2 separate regions of the Homo sapiens genome follow, and region 2 is linked to region 1. A link is a loop called in an ENCODE intact Hi-C map of the cell type or tissue named here. Cell type or tissue: Caco-2. All regions are shown on one strand. Each heading gives the region's core, and the rest is flanking DNA. Links, peaks and the distances in the headings are about the cores only.

Region 1 (8,761 bases), core at 602-8,601:
GCACACATGAGGCACTGAGGCAACTGGGATTGGAAACCTAGTTTTTTTCCTCCAGGAAACAAGGAACCCAGAGTGAGTCTGGGAGCTCTGTAGCTCTAAGTATGTGAGGCCTGTGCTCTACCTAAGTTTACCCTGCCTCCCATTTCTCACATAATGAGAATGCAAACTTGTAACCAAACCAAGGTTCAGCTGCTTGCGGCTCCAAAGCCAAAACTCGGGAGAGAAGAAAATTGGTGCGAGGAAAAGCAGATTTATTCGGAGAGCCAGCAAACTGAGACGATGGTAGACTACTGTCCTAAAGTACCATCTTAAGTCAGTACAAATGTTGGGCTCGGCTCTTTTTATGTTAAGGGCAAAGGGAAGAGGACAGAGTTGGGATGAAGAGGTGACCTATGACCACAGACATCTGGGCGCCAGCAAGAGTCCAAGGAGGTTGGGAACTTCTTTGTCATTGGTTGGGTCACAATGCTCCTGCAAATCTTCAACAAAACATAATTGTTATACATACTTCTTTAATCCCAGAGTTAGTTTTTAAAACTACATGATTGCTGTTTTTGCATATTATCTCTGCTCTAAAATTAGCCTACATGGAGGAATAGGTAAAGGGTCCTTAAACAAAAATGGAGTTAGTTATGGTAGTTCTTTTGCTGTTTCACTGTTAGAAACTCTTCTCAGTGGAGGGGACTTTACTTAGTGATGAGAACCTGTGTGAGAATGTTCTCCTTACCAAACATGCTATGCATACTCCTTATCTAATCTGATTTTATAGACTTGTTATCCAAACTGAAATTACTGTTCATAGTAACTTCAGAGCCTCTCTTTTAATCTGACTGCTCGCTGGAATGCAATCGTTGTTTTAAACTTGCCTTCTACTCCTCTGAGTGCCTTTACTTGGGGTCTTTCCAGTTCATTTTCTGCTTAATATGTTCTGTCATTGCGCACATTCCTCCATTTGCCTTTCTGCACACTACTTAATCTTTCTTATATACCTAATATTATAAAGGGACCATAAACAAAGACTCAGAACAATGGAATATGCCTATTATAGGAGGGTACAGTTCATACTTGTTTAAAAATAAATGTGGAGGCTGGGTGCAGTGGCTCACACTTATAATCCCAGCACTTTGGGAGGCCGAGGTGGGCGGATCACGAGGTCAGGAGGTTGAGACCATCTTGACAATGTGGTGAAACCCCATCTCCACTAAAAATACAAAAATTAACCAGGCGTGGTGGCACATGCCTGTAATCCCAGCTACTCGAGAGGCTGAGGCAGGAGAATCGCTTGAATCCGGGAGGTGGAGGTTGCAGTGAGCTGAGATGGCACCACTGCTCTCCCGCCTGGTGACAGAGCAAGACTCCATCTCAACAAAAATTAAAATAAAAATAAAAATACACGTGGGGGTTTTGTTCTGGTTATTTCTCATGCTTAAATACAGTTGTAGTACCAAAAAAAGGTGGAGTGACATGGAATTTCCAGGTAGGCATCAAAGAGGATTAAACTAGCTTTCCAGGATAAAGAGGAAATATAGTAGAATAAGGCTACTAATTGGAGCTAAATTGGCAATATAGGCAAATTGAAGGCCCTGAGGGGCAAATGGAGGATGTGACATGTTAGATATGGAATAGGAGTGCTACATTAGGGAATGCAGTGAAGAGAGAATGCTTTGTGATGAAGTCAGGAGTACATTTTGTGGATAACATATAGATGTGGTGTGACAGTGACAAGATCCTAGGAAACCAGAAACCTCTGAAGCATTTTATGTATGTGGATTTTGAAATAACAATAACGGGGTGGGATGGAAACGAAGAATATAAAAGCGAAGCAGGTCCAAGGTAGAAATAACGGTCATCAATTGTAGTAACAATGGCCAGATAGAAGTATCTGTTGTAAAACTTGAATGAATCATAAAGCTTGCAAATAATATTAAGAATAAGAATAAGATTGACTGGCTTGTCTTTTCTAATTGATTCAAGGTAAACAAGACATTAAGTGTTTAAGGCAAAAAGCATGGAGAGGTTGGGGAAGAGCCAAGTTTCTAAAGTAATGAAAAGTGAGGTGAGTTTCAACACGGGCTATGAATGAAAACGTAACCTGACAATCAAACTGATTCCAGAGAGTGCAGTGGGAAGTGACTGCAGAGGAAAAAAGAATGGGGCCCTCCTTCCAAAAATAAATTGTATTAAGAGGTTGCCAGAGTTTGAGGTACGAGATGAAGCTAATGAGGAAAGACAGTGGGATTGAGCAGGGCTCCAAATTGAGACATCTCAACTGTATAATGAGGTTGGTTGTAGAGACCTCTAAGATAGAAGAACTTAGACAAGTCTGCATTCCTGTATTCAGTACAGAAGTAGCCACTTTTGTTAATATACAGATTATTTGTAGAGTTGTTATAGTCAAAACAAAGCTGTTCTTATTGGCCATCTTTTGGAATTGAGAAAAGGATTTATTAATGACAATACCGCACACTTATTAGCTGCTTACTAAGGGCCAGACATTACTAAATGCTTTACTTACAACATTTCACTTTCAGCTGGGGAAACTGAAATAGATAATCTAAAGCTGCTCAAGGTCCCGAAGTTAGTATGTGGTCAGGCCAAGATTTGAACCCAAGCAGCCCAGTTCCAGAGTTCACACTTTTAACCTCTGTGATACACTTCCTCTCTTTATTTCAGTTGAACAAACCATGTGTTGCAGTGGTAATTCAGTGTCTTGAGTAATTATCTGTAAAAACTTTTTATCTCCAGTCATTATTCTGAAAAATGATTCAGAAAGTCCTGGAGTCCAAACACCTCAGGTAATAATATTATCACCCCCTCTGCATACCAAATCTTGGATGAGGTTTGGCCAGCATAAACAGCTCTACTTCTTGTTGCCTGCACAGTGAGGGTGTCACAGGAGACATTCCACTTTAAAAATGGGCTCTTTATATGAAAAGATCACCCTTCTTAGAATGATAAATCACTCTGCATTATTCTCACAGAATAAGGAATATTTGGCTGTCTAATTTAATACAGAAAGATTTAAAGATTTGTCCCCAAGTGTTGATAACCCATTATGGATCTATCTTTAATGCCAGTTTTCAAAAGTGATTTTATATTAGAAGATACTTCTTGGATTTAAAAATGCACACACACACATATATGTGATATATGATATTTTTCTTTGCTTAAGACTTACCAATTTTACAGTTCAAATGGTGACCCTCCTAACTCCACAAGGCCAGAATTTGAGCAAATGCTTGTTGTTCAACCTAGACATAATCATTCGATAGCCTTTAATTGAATCTCTTCCCAACTTTTATCCTTTAAACCGAAAAGTTATATACCACAGTCACTACAGCAGCTCATTTTATTGGAATTTCTTTGGATCCTCTCCCTCTCAAACGTTCTGTGTGCGTTTGGTAAGGAGTCCTCACACATTATTTTTTACTTGTATAGTATTTCTACATATATATATAAATGTGTAAAAAGTATGTATGAATATTTTTGTGTTGTAATTTGTATTTTACATATATATGACCTCATGTATATAATTTGATGTTGACAAAGCCAACTATGATAAGTGTTTTAAACTTTTCAGTTGATTAGCCCCCTAGCTTACATTGTAAGACCATCATTTAGAGCCAGCAGTTTTCCCTTGATTTCATCTCTTGAAGAGACAGTTGATTCTCTTCATACACGTTAAAAACACCATTTAGGTGTCAGAAACCCATCAGTCAAGGCTCCCAGAGCTTTCACCTATCATAGTTCAAGTTAATCTCTAGGGTATATGTCTGTTTGCTCCTGCCAGTCATTTTCCTAAGCCCAGTTGGCCTGCTCCTGGAAGTCCCAAGAAGGGCTCCATAGTGGAAGCCATTTGTTACTTTTGATTTATGATTACATCATCATTACTCCTCTTCAAGCTTAGTGGGCATATCTTAGTGTTTTGATCTAGTGCCTTAGTTCTGCCTACTTCAGTAACGAATTTAGGAGTAGATGTCTCCTCATTTCATCCCTGATAAAGATTGAGGCAGTTTAGGGACTCTGCAGCTTCCTCTGGCCAAATTCCCTACTTATTCCTGAGATAGGGTTTAAGAACCTGGATTCTAGAGACGGATTGCCATGGTTCGAATCTCAGTTTACTAGCTAAGTGACTTTGGGCAAGGGATTTAACCTCTCGTCCCTCAGTTTCCTCCTATGTAAAATGACAAGGATAATAGTACCAACCCAATGTAGATTAAATGAGTTTACGAAGTGTTAGAATAGTGCTTGGCACATTAGTGCTTTACAACTGCTATTTTGATTGTTGTTGTGGGCTCTCTCAAATGCATTGTCTCTAGATGCCAGTGACCCAGGTCAAAATTTACCTTTAACCAAGCTGCATGTTTCCCAGACTGCTGCACAGTCCTCCTAGCCCTGAGATAAAAGCTCCCACCCAGGTATACTTTTACTTTCCTGCTGGAGAACTGATGAGCAGTGGCCAGCAGGGGACACTTATCGCCCAAGCTGGAAAGGAGAGATTTCTTCCCTTTTGTCTCCGCCCCTGTTAGTTATCAGAGGTACCTAGCGGCCCCTGCTATCCGAAGTTTGCCTTCCGAGCTGCTCTTCCGACGTTCTGCAGCTGGAAGGCCGGCCTCGCACGGGTCTGACGCGCCCCGGCCTGGGAGCATGGGCCCCTGGGGTTACCTGACTGCTCAGCTGGAACTTGCGCTGCTCAGCTGGGGCGGGGTTCGGCCGGGCAACCACAGAGAGGAGAAAGCCTCCAGAATCCTAGAGAAGCTGAATGCTGAGACAGCCGTTGACGGCAGCGGCACGTGAAAGTACCGACCTTTCTGGCCTTTGTGACGGACCTTTGGAGGCGGGTGGTTTCAGATTCGTGCGCTCCGGCCTTTCAGTGTCTCTGGTGAGGTTGGGCCTGATAGGTTGAGAGCTGCCAGGGGAAGTTAAGGATGACTTCCAAGTTTTGAGGTATCAGGAAAACTGGCTGTTGAGAAAAAGGAGTCTGGGTTCCCCGTTTGGTGAAAGGAAAGTTGGGTTCATTTGGGGAAATTATGTGATTCATGATTTTCCCAAGATCGACGCTGAGTACAAGAAAAGACAGAATCCACCTAGCTGTTGTGTGACTTTGAGCAAATTACTTAATCTCTCTGTGCCTCAGTTTTATTCCTCTGTCAGTGAGATTATAAGTGTCTACTTAAATGGCTGCATGCATGGTGCATTTTAAATAAATATTAGCTGTTGTTATTTTTCATTTCTGATGTTCTTATCTCTGCCGTTTATACAGGATATTGCATGTATGGTGCATTTTAAATAAATATTAGCCGTTGTTATTTTTCATTTCTGATGTTCTTATCTCTGCCGTTTATATGGGTATTTTGAAGTGGGGGGGAGCCAAGGGAAGAGGGTCATGATCTTTAAAGTTTTATTAATAAAAACTTTTAGAGAGTAAAAGGCTAGCAGATGGGGCTAGCTAATAATTTGCAGTCACTTTTGCTTTCCTAATTTATTTACCTTCCTGACAGAGTTCCGTTTTCTTTCAGTGCCTTGTTCAGATAAGTGAGTTCTTGGCTAAAGAAGTAAACAAAATTTAGCTTCTGTTAACATTGTTATTTTATGCCTCAGGAAGAAGACCAGCTACAAGGAAATACTTCTGAAAAATCACTCTGAACCCCAAGCTGGAGTGAATCTTCTCCTGAGCTCTCTCATTCCAGAATGGCAATCTTGTTTCAGGAGAGATCTCTAATAGTGACTGATGGTAAAGGAAGAAGGCTGTGCCTAGAACAAAGAATCAGGCTGGCAAAGAAATCACAGGTCTTTCCTCAAACTTTAAATTGCTACTCTCTGGAGATAGCTACCTGGACTTTACAGAGCTGTCAGAAGACTTGGGAAGGTTTGCCAGCATTGGAAAAAGCCACTTGGACTTCACAGAGCTGTCAGAAGACTTAGGAAGCTTTGCCAGTAGTTCCTGAGACCAGAAATACATATTATGAAGCAGGTGCTGGAACAGGCCCTGGCCCCTACTTGTGAAGCTGCAGATATAGGTAAGATAATATCATCCAGAATGTGGAGACGAGGCAATCGATGATGCTGGAAAAGTTGAAGAGAGAGTTTGAATGAAGGACAAACCACCGATGGGAAAGCTTGGGAGGATCACTTATAGCTTGACTAGCAAAAGGCTTTGGGAATAGGATAGAAAGCAGCAAACCTGAACTTTAGGATCCACCAGATGTCTCTGGAGCCATAACCCAACATTTCCCATAAATAGTAGGTTTTAATTCTCCTGTTATTTAGGTGCATCTCTGGGACCTCCTCTTTCTATATTGGGTTTTTTGTTTGTTGGGTGTTTTAACTTAGGATTTAGCTTCAAATTCCATTTCCCAAGACCAATTTTATCACATTGCCTTTAGGTCTCAGGCTAAATGATATAACAAGATATGCTTTTGGCAAAGATAGTACCTTGGAATGAAAGGTTTCAGATCAAACCTAAGATCCTACCTTAGTTTACCTCTCAGTGTTATTGCCTTTTGATATGGAAAGCTGATGAGAGAGCATCTCTGGAGAGAAAGAAGAGGAGAGCCTCACGGGAAGCTTTTAGAACTTTTAGTAGCATCCTCTCCCCAGAAAACTTGTCTCTACTCATCTCCTTCTCATTATCTACCTGATTCGTTAAGTAGGAAATCTCAGCCATATTTGTAGGGGATTGGGGTTTTGTTTTTTTTGACCCACTTAACTCCTTTAGCTTCAGAGTGTTGCTTTCTTACATTTTAGACATGAATATTACCTAGAAAATTTATTTCCCCACTGTTAATTTTCCAGTTTATTGATTTCCCCACATCAGATTAGTGTGTATTTTGAAACTGGTTTAGCTATTGTTTCAAGTTAACTTTGATCATATCCCGTTGTTTACTGATCCACTCAACAAATATTTATTGAACATTCTGTAGGTTTATAGTAGTAGCCAAGATACTTAAAGTGAGTAGAAATAGTCCTTTTAACTGTCCTTAACAAATTAAACTTTCTCTTGGTTTCATGATATTCCTTGTTTCTCAGCTTTGGATTCAAACTGATCTTCTCTTTTTTGATTATACTTTCCTGATTTCTTTTATTGTCACATTTTTGTGAAAAGTCTTCCATGCACTTCCAGTCTCTTTCTGCCTAGCTGTCTCTTCTCACCCAAATTGGACCCCCCTACTCCTACCCTGCCACGTGCCTTCACAAAAATGAGATGCTTGTTTAGAGACTTAGAAAAGGCATGCACTTTAGGTAAAAGTGGATTTTATTTTTAATCACTGTACCCTATCATAAATCTCATTTCAGAAGAGACAACTGACATTTGAATTGTCTGTGCATTTTGTTTTAGATGGTGTTACTGAGAAGGAAACTAAGGACTTGGCTCCAAAACAAAACAAAACAAAATCTGGAGATGCTGAATTTTGTTGGGGGGAATGTCTGTAGAACTGCAACATCAATGCAGTAAGTGTAGTAAAAGCTTTAGTTTATGGTGAGTCATTACTCAGCATCATGGAGTCCACGATGAAGAGAATCTCTTTTCAATCTGTGCAATCAACAAGTTTTTGAAAGGCTTTTGTTTATAGTGGAACCCTCTTTTCCCCCTAGAAGAACCACCACAAGGAAAAATGCTGTCACCATAAGGAATGTGGGAAAGTTTTCAGCCACATGGCCTTATTTGACTTCAAAGAATCCACATGAGAGAGAGACTGCATAAATGTAATAACTGAGGAGGCCTTTGTTCAGCAAAGAAACCTTATACAAACTCGTATAAAGAATGTAGGAAGACCTTCACCCAGAAGCCAGGACTGACTGTGCACCAGAGAATCTGCACAATAAACATGATGAATGTGGAGATGCTTGCTTCAGCATTGGAGAATTCACAGTAAAGGGAAACCCTGCCAGTGTGATGAGTACGGAAAAGTCTTCAGAGGTTGGAACTTGGGAAAAATCAGTGAGTGAATTCATATTAGAGAGGCTCTTATAAATGAGAGGATTGTGGAAACTTGTATAGACAGAGATCAGACCTCAACAAGGGAGCCTCCACAGTATTGAAAAGTTAATATAATTAATGTAAGTGGGCAAGTTGTATGGGGAATGGGTAGTCTAAATTGCTCATTTTAGCCAGTAAAAACATTAAATTAGTTTCTTAGATCAAGAAAAGGAAATGTTAGAAGTTATTTTTCCCTTCCAGAGGGGTCTATATGTGTAAGCAACCAGGACTTTTGAAATAAGTTGCATCTCTGGATTTGTGATCTGTCTCCTGGATGATTATCTCTGTTTTGGGAGACAGGTATTTTTTCTTCATGCCTGCTCTAGTCTCATCTCATATCTTTAATTCATTCAGCAAGTATACACAATAGTATTATCGTCTACTGTTTGTTGTAAATATATATATATTATTTTCTTTTTGGTCTGAGTAGGCTTGTATTGGTACCCTAGGACATAAAAATCACATATATCATGTTTCAGTAAATGCAGTGAAAGGAACTATATTATTAAATTGCTGGGAATTTCTGTAAATTTGAGACTACCTTTATATTCTCCAACACAAGACCGTGTAGGTGTCCCTTCAGAGAGTATATTTTTCTAGCTTGGCTTCTTTATTTTCTTTATTTTTTTGAGATGGAGTCTTGCTCCTGTCGCCCAGGCTGGAGTGCAATGGCACGATCTCGGCTCACTGCAACCTCCGCCTCCCAGGTTCAAGTGATTCTCCTGTCTCAGTCTCCCGAGTAGCTGGGATTACAGGCACTTGCCACCATTCCCAGCTAAT
Region 2 (8,761 bases), core at 502-8,501, 100 kb after region 1:
ACTTGCAGTTATAAGATGAATAAGCTCTGAAGACCTACGTACAGAATGCTGACTATAGTTAGTAATAATAATATATTGTATACTTGAAATTTCATGAGAGTAGATCTTAGGAATTCTTACCACAGACACATAAAAGGTAACTGTGAGATATGTAAGTTAGCTTGTGGTAATCATTTCACAATGTATACAAACTTGAGGTCAAGAAGGCTGTGCAAGTGTCAGTGGCCAGCTCCCAGCGTCCTCACTAAACTCACTCGAGCACTCACCACTCACTTCTTGGGGGTTCCCTTGAGGACGCTGTGGAGGTTCACACTTCAGGGTGGTTATCCCAGGCAGGAGCTGGAGGCTCTGACACTCCAAAGAGACTCCTTGATATTCTGCCACCATTGGGTGCATGTCCTGTCCCTGAATATAGACAGAGGCCTGGAAACAAAAGATTTATTTTGAAAGGGCATGCATATATGGACTGCATGCTAAGAGCCTGGCACTGTTCTACATGCTGGGGATACAGCAGCAAACAAGGCAGAAAAGACAGGCAAAGGATCCCAGCCCAGAAAAACAAAAACAACAAACAAGTGGATGTTTAAACTAGCTGGTGAAAATTTAATGAGGAACAGGATATGTACACCACCTCAAAATGTCTCCCACAGATTACTTAGTAATTACAAAGGGGAAAATGGTAACTTTCTAGTGGAGAAAATTGACAGGTACCACCATAACCTCATCAGTAATGGGACAAATCATCACTACGCACCTCCTGAAGTAACGCACTGAGAACACAACATTACCTCTGTGGTATTCTAGCCAAAATGTGCAGCCTGAATCATGAGAAAATATAGGACAAACTCAAATTGAGGGATAGTCTCCAAAAAAACTAGCTGTACTCTTCAAAAATAACAACGTCATGACAAAGACAGCAGCTACTCCAGATTCACAGACTAGAGATATGGCAACTAAGTGCAATATGTGATGCTGGCTTGTATCCTGAATCACAGGAAAATTATCATAAAGAACATTATTAGGATAACATGGCAAAATATGAATAAGGACTAAGGTTATATGATAGTATCGTAAGTTTAATTTCCCTAAACTTGATTTTTGTATTCTTGTGATACAAGAGAATATCCTCACTCTTCAGAAATACACACCGAATAGCCAGGTGCAGTGGCTCATGCCTGTAATCCCAACACTTTGGGAGGCCAAGGCAGCATGATCACTTGAGGCCAGGAGTTCAAGATCAGCCTGGGCAATATAGTGAGACCCCACCCCCGCTACAAAAAATTAAAAATAAATTAGCCAGGCATGGTGGCATGCACCTGTAGTCCCATCTACTCAGGAGCCTGAGGTGGGAGGATTGCTTGAGCCTTCCACCATTGCAGTTCAAGGCTGCAATGATGCTATGATCGTACCACTGCACTCCAGCCTGGTCAACAGTGAGGTAAAGGGATATAGTGTTTGCAACTGACTCTCAAATAGATTCAGGAAAAAAAAATACTGCATATGTGTATGTATGTGTGTGTATACATATACATATGCATCTTGGGGGGGGGGAATGCACTTCCTTGTACGAGTGTGTACACAACAATGGGACTTCATCAAACAAATGTTAACAACTGGCAAATTTGGATGAAGAGTTTTACGGGAGTTCTCTATTCTTCTAATACTTCTATAAATTAGGAGTTATTTCAAAATAAAACGTTAAAAATAAACCGATACATGTCCCCCTTTTCTTCTCCCACATCACCACACACATTCTCTTCCCACCTGTTGTCCTGTGTCTCCACTTCCTGTCTCTAGATTCTCCAGCACTGTCACTGCCTCCTCTCCACTCTCCAGAGGATATGTCTTCACACAGGGCTGGAGCTCCTTGGGCAGGATGGTCAGGAACTGCTCCAGCACCAGCAGTTCCATTATCTGTTCCTTGGTGTGCATCTCCGGTCTCAGCCATTGATGACAAAGTTCTCGGAGTTGGGCCAGAGCTTCCTGGGGTCCGTGAGCCTCCTGGTAGCAGAAGTGCCGAAAGCGCAGGCGGCAAATCTCCTGAGTGTGGGAGCTGCCCTCCTGTGAGTTGCACACCTGCTCCCAGGTGGGATCTTCCTCCTTCACTTTCACAAGGCCATCTTCATTTTCAGGAGCAGGGCCTGGCAAAGCTTCATACATGTTGAGCTTAGAGGCTAAAGCTTCACTTAGCTTGGGGTCTATATTCAGAAATAGAGATCTGAGGCATAAGAATTTATCAGCAACATGCAAATTATAAGAGCTTCAAAACTGTATGTAACCTACTTACATTTTTGTCCCCACTGTAGGTAATGCTCAAAAGCTGAGCCTGCTTGCTTCTATTATCAGTGAAATGAATCAGAAGTATATTTTGAACTAGTACTAAAGGGCCTGAGTCCAAAGGTAAGGGATGTAGGACATGAGGGAAGAAGTGTTAGCAATAAGAAAGCTCGAGTAGCTTGCACTTCAGCTGGGGAGAGGGGATAATTTACCCATTGAGGAGGCAGATGGCTGCCTTCATGGACAAATAATACAGTCTCAAAGGTCTTCTATATCTGTGTAACTCTCATTGAATATTCCACTTTAAATGTAGGTGTAACAGAATGTTTCCAAAGTCTCCCATTCTCAAATACCTTTTGTGATGAGATTTTGCCACTGTTGTCATTCAAGGGGTGGAGTCTCTTTTTCCTTCCCTTGAATCTGTTCTGGCCTATGACTTGCTTTGACCAGTGGAATACAGCAGAAATGACATTGTAAGAGAGAGTGCTGCTGTAGCTCTTGGCTCACTGCCATAAGACTGCCATGCTGTAAGGAAGCCCAAGCTAGCTATACAGAGGTCATGTGGATGAGAACCAAAATGCCCAAGTTAAAGCCCAGCCAGGCCTAGTGCTCAAATAATTCACCACCTGAATGCAGCTCTATTAGTAACTCCAGGTGAGACCAGTAGAACCGCCTAGTCAACCCGCATAATCCTGAGGAACAATAAGCTGAGCTTGTTTTCAGCCACTAAGTTTAGAGTTTTATTTTTGATGCAACAATACATAACTGAAAAACAGTAGACATGCATCAAGTTCTTTTATTCCCTCTTTTCATTTTTTCCTTTGTGATCTCCTTAGTCACACTTTCAATATATCTCTGTTCCAAGAAGACTCAAATCTTTGGCACCAGCTTGCTTTTTGCACTCCAAACCCACATCTTGAAATGCCAGCAGCTGTGGGCCTCTACTGCACTATAATTTCAACAGATCTCAAACTGAAATCAGAGTCCCTCAAAGCTGCGTTCACTCGGTATTTCTCCATTTCTACTGGCATCACCATCATCTTCCACGCATTCAGTCTTTTAAACAGCCTCTATACACAATCAGTGAGTCAATTCTTAAAAACGCCTCTTGCAGCCATTCTTTCCTTCTTATAATTTTACTATTATTTTCATTCACTGTTACAATAATGTTCTGTTACGGTATTCCTGCCCAACTCCCCGCTTCTATGGTCACTGGATTAATATTCCCTAAAGCACAGTTGTGACCATATTCAACATACCTCACACACACATAAACACACACAAAGTTTTCATTAAACTCGTTGAAGTAAATTCAAACTCCCCAGGATCTAATCTTTACTGGGTTTTGCTGATTTGTTTGTCACTCAATCAACATTTGTGGAGCATCTCATTATTTTCCAGGCATAAAGTTAACTCTGGAATAAAAGACTTGGTTCCTGCTTTCAAGAAAGCCATGGTCTTCCCAAATTTCTTATGTCACTGCCATGCTAAGTACTCAATTTTTTTCCACCCACTCTATACAGTCAGGACCGCCCTTCTAAGGGTAAATTCCCAAGGCCCAGCGTAAATGTTCTATTGTAAAACCTTCCCTGGCAACCCCTAACCCTAACATATAGACAGGAAAAGTAAGCCACACAGGTTGAGATGGGGTATTCCCATAGAAAACTGCACCCAACCCTCATCTCCATCTCGTATTACAGATCACCAACCCCATCCCCACCCGGGTTCTTGAGGACAGGAGTTTATCTCTGCATAGACTCTACATGCCCGGCACGTACCTGGTATTCAAGAAATACTGATGGGCTTCTTCACGAATGCACGTAAAGCACCTGAGATGCCAGCAGCCAGCACCCTCAGGCGCGCCCCTGAATGTATTTTTCTGAGATTACACCCAGCATCTAGCACCGCGCCAGGCACTGAATACCGGCGTGTCTAATTGTTGGTTAATGGACCAAAAGTTCAGGAACGCGCACAACAAAGACGTAGCTGACCTCGTGAAAGGCTCCCGAGGGAGCTCAGAGGCCCGGTGCTCCCCTGTCGGGAGCGCCGGTTTCCCCAGAGCCCGGGCCGCTGGGCTGGCGGGTCTGGCGGGCGCTGCCGGCGCCTCCAGCAGCTGGGCGGGTACAAAAGCTTCTCCCTGCGCCGCGCCCGCAGCGGAGTGGCGGAGTCTGGCGGGTTCCCTGCCTCTCTAGGAGCACGGCCGCTCGTCTCTCTGGTGAGCCGGGAGGACCCCCGCTGCCACCTCCTGCCCCGCCCAGGTCACTCTCCGCCGCCGGACCCCAGGCCCATTCGGACGGTGCAAGCACGCCCCAAATTTATGTACATCATTTCGATTGAAAACCAACACAGTGGTAAATGTCTGTCTTCGGGGTCATCACTGGCTGGTAGGAGAGACAGATCAATAAAAAGACCATTATAGTAAGCTGTACAAATTATTTTCTTTAAGTATACATAATATATGTACAATAAAAAAGTCAAGTTGCAAAAGGACCATAAAACGAAAAGTGTCCCCTCTTTAGAGTTAACCATTGTATTTTGTTCATATTTATCTAGGACACTACCTGCCACACAGTAGCACTTAATGAACATTTTGTTTAGTGAATAAGTATTTATACATTTTAAAACACTTATGGTATCATAATGTAATTTTGCACCTTAGCTCTTTTCGGTTAAGACAACTTGGAGATCTTCACAGATCAGCTTATTCTTTAACAGCTAAGTAATACTGTATGAGTGTTCCATAATTTACTTAACTATCCTATTGATGCATACTTAGGTTATATTTTTTCTTTAAAAGCAATGCTAGAGGGAACACCATTCAATACCTTTACATTCTTTTAAGAATATATTTCTAGGATAAATGCCACATATTAGAACTGTTCAGCCAAAGGACACGTGCATTTAAAATGCTGATATGCAAGTTCCCTATTTGATTTTTAAGGGCACTTCTGTTTAAGAGTAAAAGGAGACTTTAGTAGAAAAATTAGTAAAGGATATGAACATTACTACACACAAGATAAGTGACAAATTAACATGTGAAAAGATGTTCAATAGTAAAAATATAAAAAACTCTTTAAAAAACAGACCCATTATTTATTCATTTACCTACTGAGTTTTGGCAATTATGAATAAAGCCGCTATAAACATCTGTGTGCAAACTTCTGTGTAGACACTGGTTTTCAGCTCCTTTGGGTAAACACTAAGGAGGGCGATTGCTGTATCACATGGTAAGAGTATGTTTAATTTTGTACGAAACTACCTAACTGTCATCCAAAGTGGCTGTATCATTTTGCATTCCCACCAGCAATGAATGAGAGCTCCTGTTGTTCCACATCCATACCAGAATTTGATGTGTCAGTGTTCTGGATTTTGGTCATTCTAATAGATGTGTAGTGGCATCTCACAGTTGTTTTAATTTGCAATTTCCCTGATGGGATATGGTGTGGAGCATCTTTTCATATGCTTATTTTCCATCTGTATATCTTCTTTAATGAGGTGTCTGTCAAGGTCTTTGGCTCATGTTTGAATCGGGTTGTTTCCTTATTTCTGAGTTTTAAGAGTTCTTTCTGTATTTTGGATAACAGTCCTTTAACAGATATTTCTTTTGCTGTGGTATATGCAGACAATGGAATATTATTCAGTGCTAAAAAGAAATAAGCTGGCCAGACACGGTGGCTCAAGCCTGTGATCCCAGCACTTTGGGAGGCTGAGGCAGGTGGATCACTTTGAGCTCAGGAGCTGGAGACTAGCCTGGGCAACACAGTGAAACCCCATCTCTACTAAAAATACAAAAAATTAGCCGGCCGTGGTGGTGTGCGCCTGTGGTCCCAGCTACTCAGAAGGCTGAGGCTGGAGAATTGCTTAAACCCAGGAAGCAAAGGTTGTAGTGAGCCAAGATCGTACCACAGCACTCCAGCCTGGCCAACAGAGTGAGACCTTATGTCAAAAAAAAAAAAGAAAAAAAAAAGAAATGAGCTATCAAGGCATGAAAAGATATTGAGAAAATTTAAAAGCATATTACAAAGTGAAAGAATCCTGTCTGAAAAGCTACATACTGTATGATTTCAACTACAAGTTGAGTATCCCTTATCTGAAATGCTTGGGGCCAGAAGTGTTTCCAATTTCGGATTTTGGAATATATACATACATTATGAAATATCTTAGGGATGAGGCCCAAGTCTAAACATGAAATTCATTTGTTTCATATATACCTTACTCACATAGAGCTAATTTTATACAGTTTAAATACTTTCGTGCATGAAACATAGTCTTTTTTTTTGAGATTGAGTCTTGCTCTGTTGCCCAGACTGGAGTGCAGTGGCACAATGTTGGCTCACCACAACCTCCGCCTCCTGGGTTCAAGCGATTCTCGTGCCTCAGCCTCCCAAGTAGCTGGAACTACAGGTGCATGCTACCACACCCGGCTAATTTTTATATTTTTAGCAAAGACGGGGTTTCGCCATGTTGGCCAGGCTGGTCTCAAACGCCTGACCTCAGGTGATCCACCCACCTTGGCCTCCCAAAGTGCTGGGATTACAGGCTTGAGCCACTGCACCCAGCCGAAACAAAGTATTGACTGGATTTTGTCTATGACCTGTCACGAGGTCAGGTATGAAATTTTTCACTTGTAGCATCATGTTGGTGCTGAAGTTTCACATTTTAATGCATTTTGGATTTTGGGTTTTCAGATTAGCTGTACTCAACCTGTATACATGACATCCTGGAAAAGGCAAAACTATAAAGACTGTAGAAAGGTCAGTGGTTGCTAGGGGCTGGAAAAAGGGAGGGATGAATAATAGGTAAGGCACAGAGGATTTTTAGGGCAGTGAAACTATAATGGTGGACACGATATTATGTATTTGTCCAGACCCATAAAATGAACAATACCAAGAGTGAACCCTAATGTAAACTATGGTCTTTGGGTGATAATATGTCAATGTAGGTTCATCAATTGTAACAAATGTCACCCTGGGAGGGGATGTTGATAATAGGGGAGGCTATACATGAATGGGAGCAGTGGGTATATGAGAAATCTTTGTATCTTCCTCTCAATTTTGCTGAGAACTTAAAACTGCTCTAAAAAATGGTTTATTAAAAAAAGCAAACCATTTTGTACACATCAGATTGTCAAATATTCAAAAGAATAATTCCCAGTTTACGTGGGTATAGAAAATTGGGCATTATCATAGGCTGCTAACAGGGTGTACAAATTAGTGTAACTTTTCTGGAGGGCATTCTGGAAAATGCATCAAAAGCCTTAGAAAATATGCCTACCTTCTGCCTCATTGATTCTCATTATGGGAACTGAACAAAGAAAAAAATTCTGTAAGTAGGCAAAGTTGTATATACAAGGATGTTCACTGAAAAATTGTTTATGGTGATCAAACTGTAAATGACGTAAATGATGAACAATGGGGACATATACCATAGAATACTGCACAGCTTATATGGAAAATTATCTTCCACAAACACTTTAAATAAATCTGCAGGGATTTGTTTGAAACCTTTATTAGAAGGAAACAGTATTCTATGGACTCCCAAGACCAGGATATATATGGATTGCAGAGGCTGAGGGCTGAAGTTGTCACTCTGGTGATATGTTTTGGAGTGGACGCCCCTAATTTTAATATTCTTCATCTGTGACATTCTGCTATTCACAGTATAAAGATCATGATCTCCTCTCCAAGCTGACTTTATTGTTTAACTTCCGAAGTATTCCAGAACAAGCAACATTTCAAAATTGCATCATCAGTATTAAAGGGAAAAAGTCCAATTTCTTTCATCAGACATTTACTGAATAGTGTCTATGCAGCAGCCACTATACTGGCACTGGAGTTATCAAGTCAGACAGTTGCTATTCAGATTAATTCAGCAAGGTTCATTCAAATTACTCATGAAATCTCTTTCAAAGTCTAAGTAAAACGTTAATTTATAACTTGAATCTTGACATAATGTGGTGGGGAATGGGGATGGGAAATGGTAAAATTACATGAAGCTAACCCTGAAGGCAAGTTCTGAAGTTCACCAGCGAAAATTATCTTTGCTTTTGAAAATGCTTCCACTGGGGAAGGAAGGGGTAAGGCCAGTGGGAGGAATGAGGTGAAGCCACTGGGGGAAAATGTTCACCATTAACCTGTACTTTAAAGACACCTTTGAGAGTAGTATACTTCCAAACATCATCAGTTTTATTTCATAGGAGAAAGCTGCTATAGCATATCCAAAAATATCAATCTTCCCTTGTTCTGCTTAAGCCTGCAAATCTGTGGGCACTTGATTCACTGCTGACTTCAAAACTCTTACTCAGTCATGAAGCTCTCTATTGCTTAGAGTATATAATCATGCAGTTATGTTACATGCTCTGAGATGTCCTGCAGTGAAGAATGCTGTTTAACTTTGATCCTAGCATATCATCTACAGTGAAATTATTGTGGTCCAAAGCTGACTTCAAGGAAAGCAAAGGAGAGAGAATAGAGGCAGGGAGCCT

What was found. Peaks named below come from ENCODE experiments on the same cell type or tissue, not always from the same donor. Only the 100,000 strongest peaks of a DNase experiment are listed, where the experiment ranks them.
Region 2: it touches region 1 in a loop (10-fold over the local background); 2 of 110 quality-filtered maps call a loop at or near these places.

What each region holds. Positions count from the first base shown.
Region 1 is chr6:28,379,450-28,388,210 of GRCh38, reverse strand. ZSCAN12 (zinc finger and SCAN domain containing 12) reads left to right here. Exons shown (of 4, transcript NM_001163391.2): 4 at 1-3,473. Among named protein-coding and RNA genes, the nearest start is that of ZSCAN12, 16 kb to the left of the region's middle. RefSeq lists an enhancer at 4,541-4,640. In Caco-2, for the core only: a CTCF peak has its summit at 4,490 (motif pointing right); a DNase peak (open chromatin) is centred at 4,740; H3K4me3 peaks cover 1,263 bases.
Region 2 is chr6:28,277,213-28,285,973 of GRCh38, reverse strand. It overlaps ZSCAN26 (zinc finger and SCAN domain containing 26), which reads right to left. Exons shown (of 4, transcript NM_001023560.4): 4 at 7,770-8,761. PGBD1 (piggyBac transposable element derived 1) reads right to left here and starts at 4,402. Exons shown (of 7, transcript NM_032507.4): 1 at 4,056-4,402; 2 at 1,765-2,198; 3 at 267-423. The coding sequence starts at 2,160. RefSeq lists silencers at 1,696-1,903, 3,854-4,030, 4,222-4,371. In Caco-2, for the core only: no CTCF peak of the experiment used is centred there; a DNase peak (open chromatin) is centred at 4,453; H3K4me3 peaks cover 1,176 bases.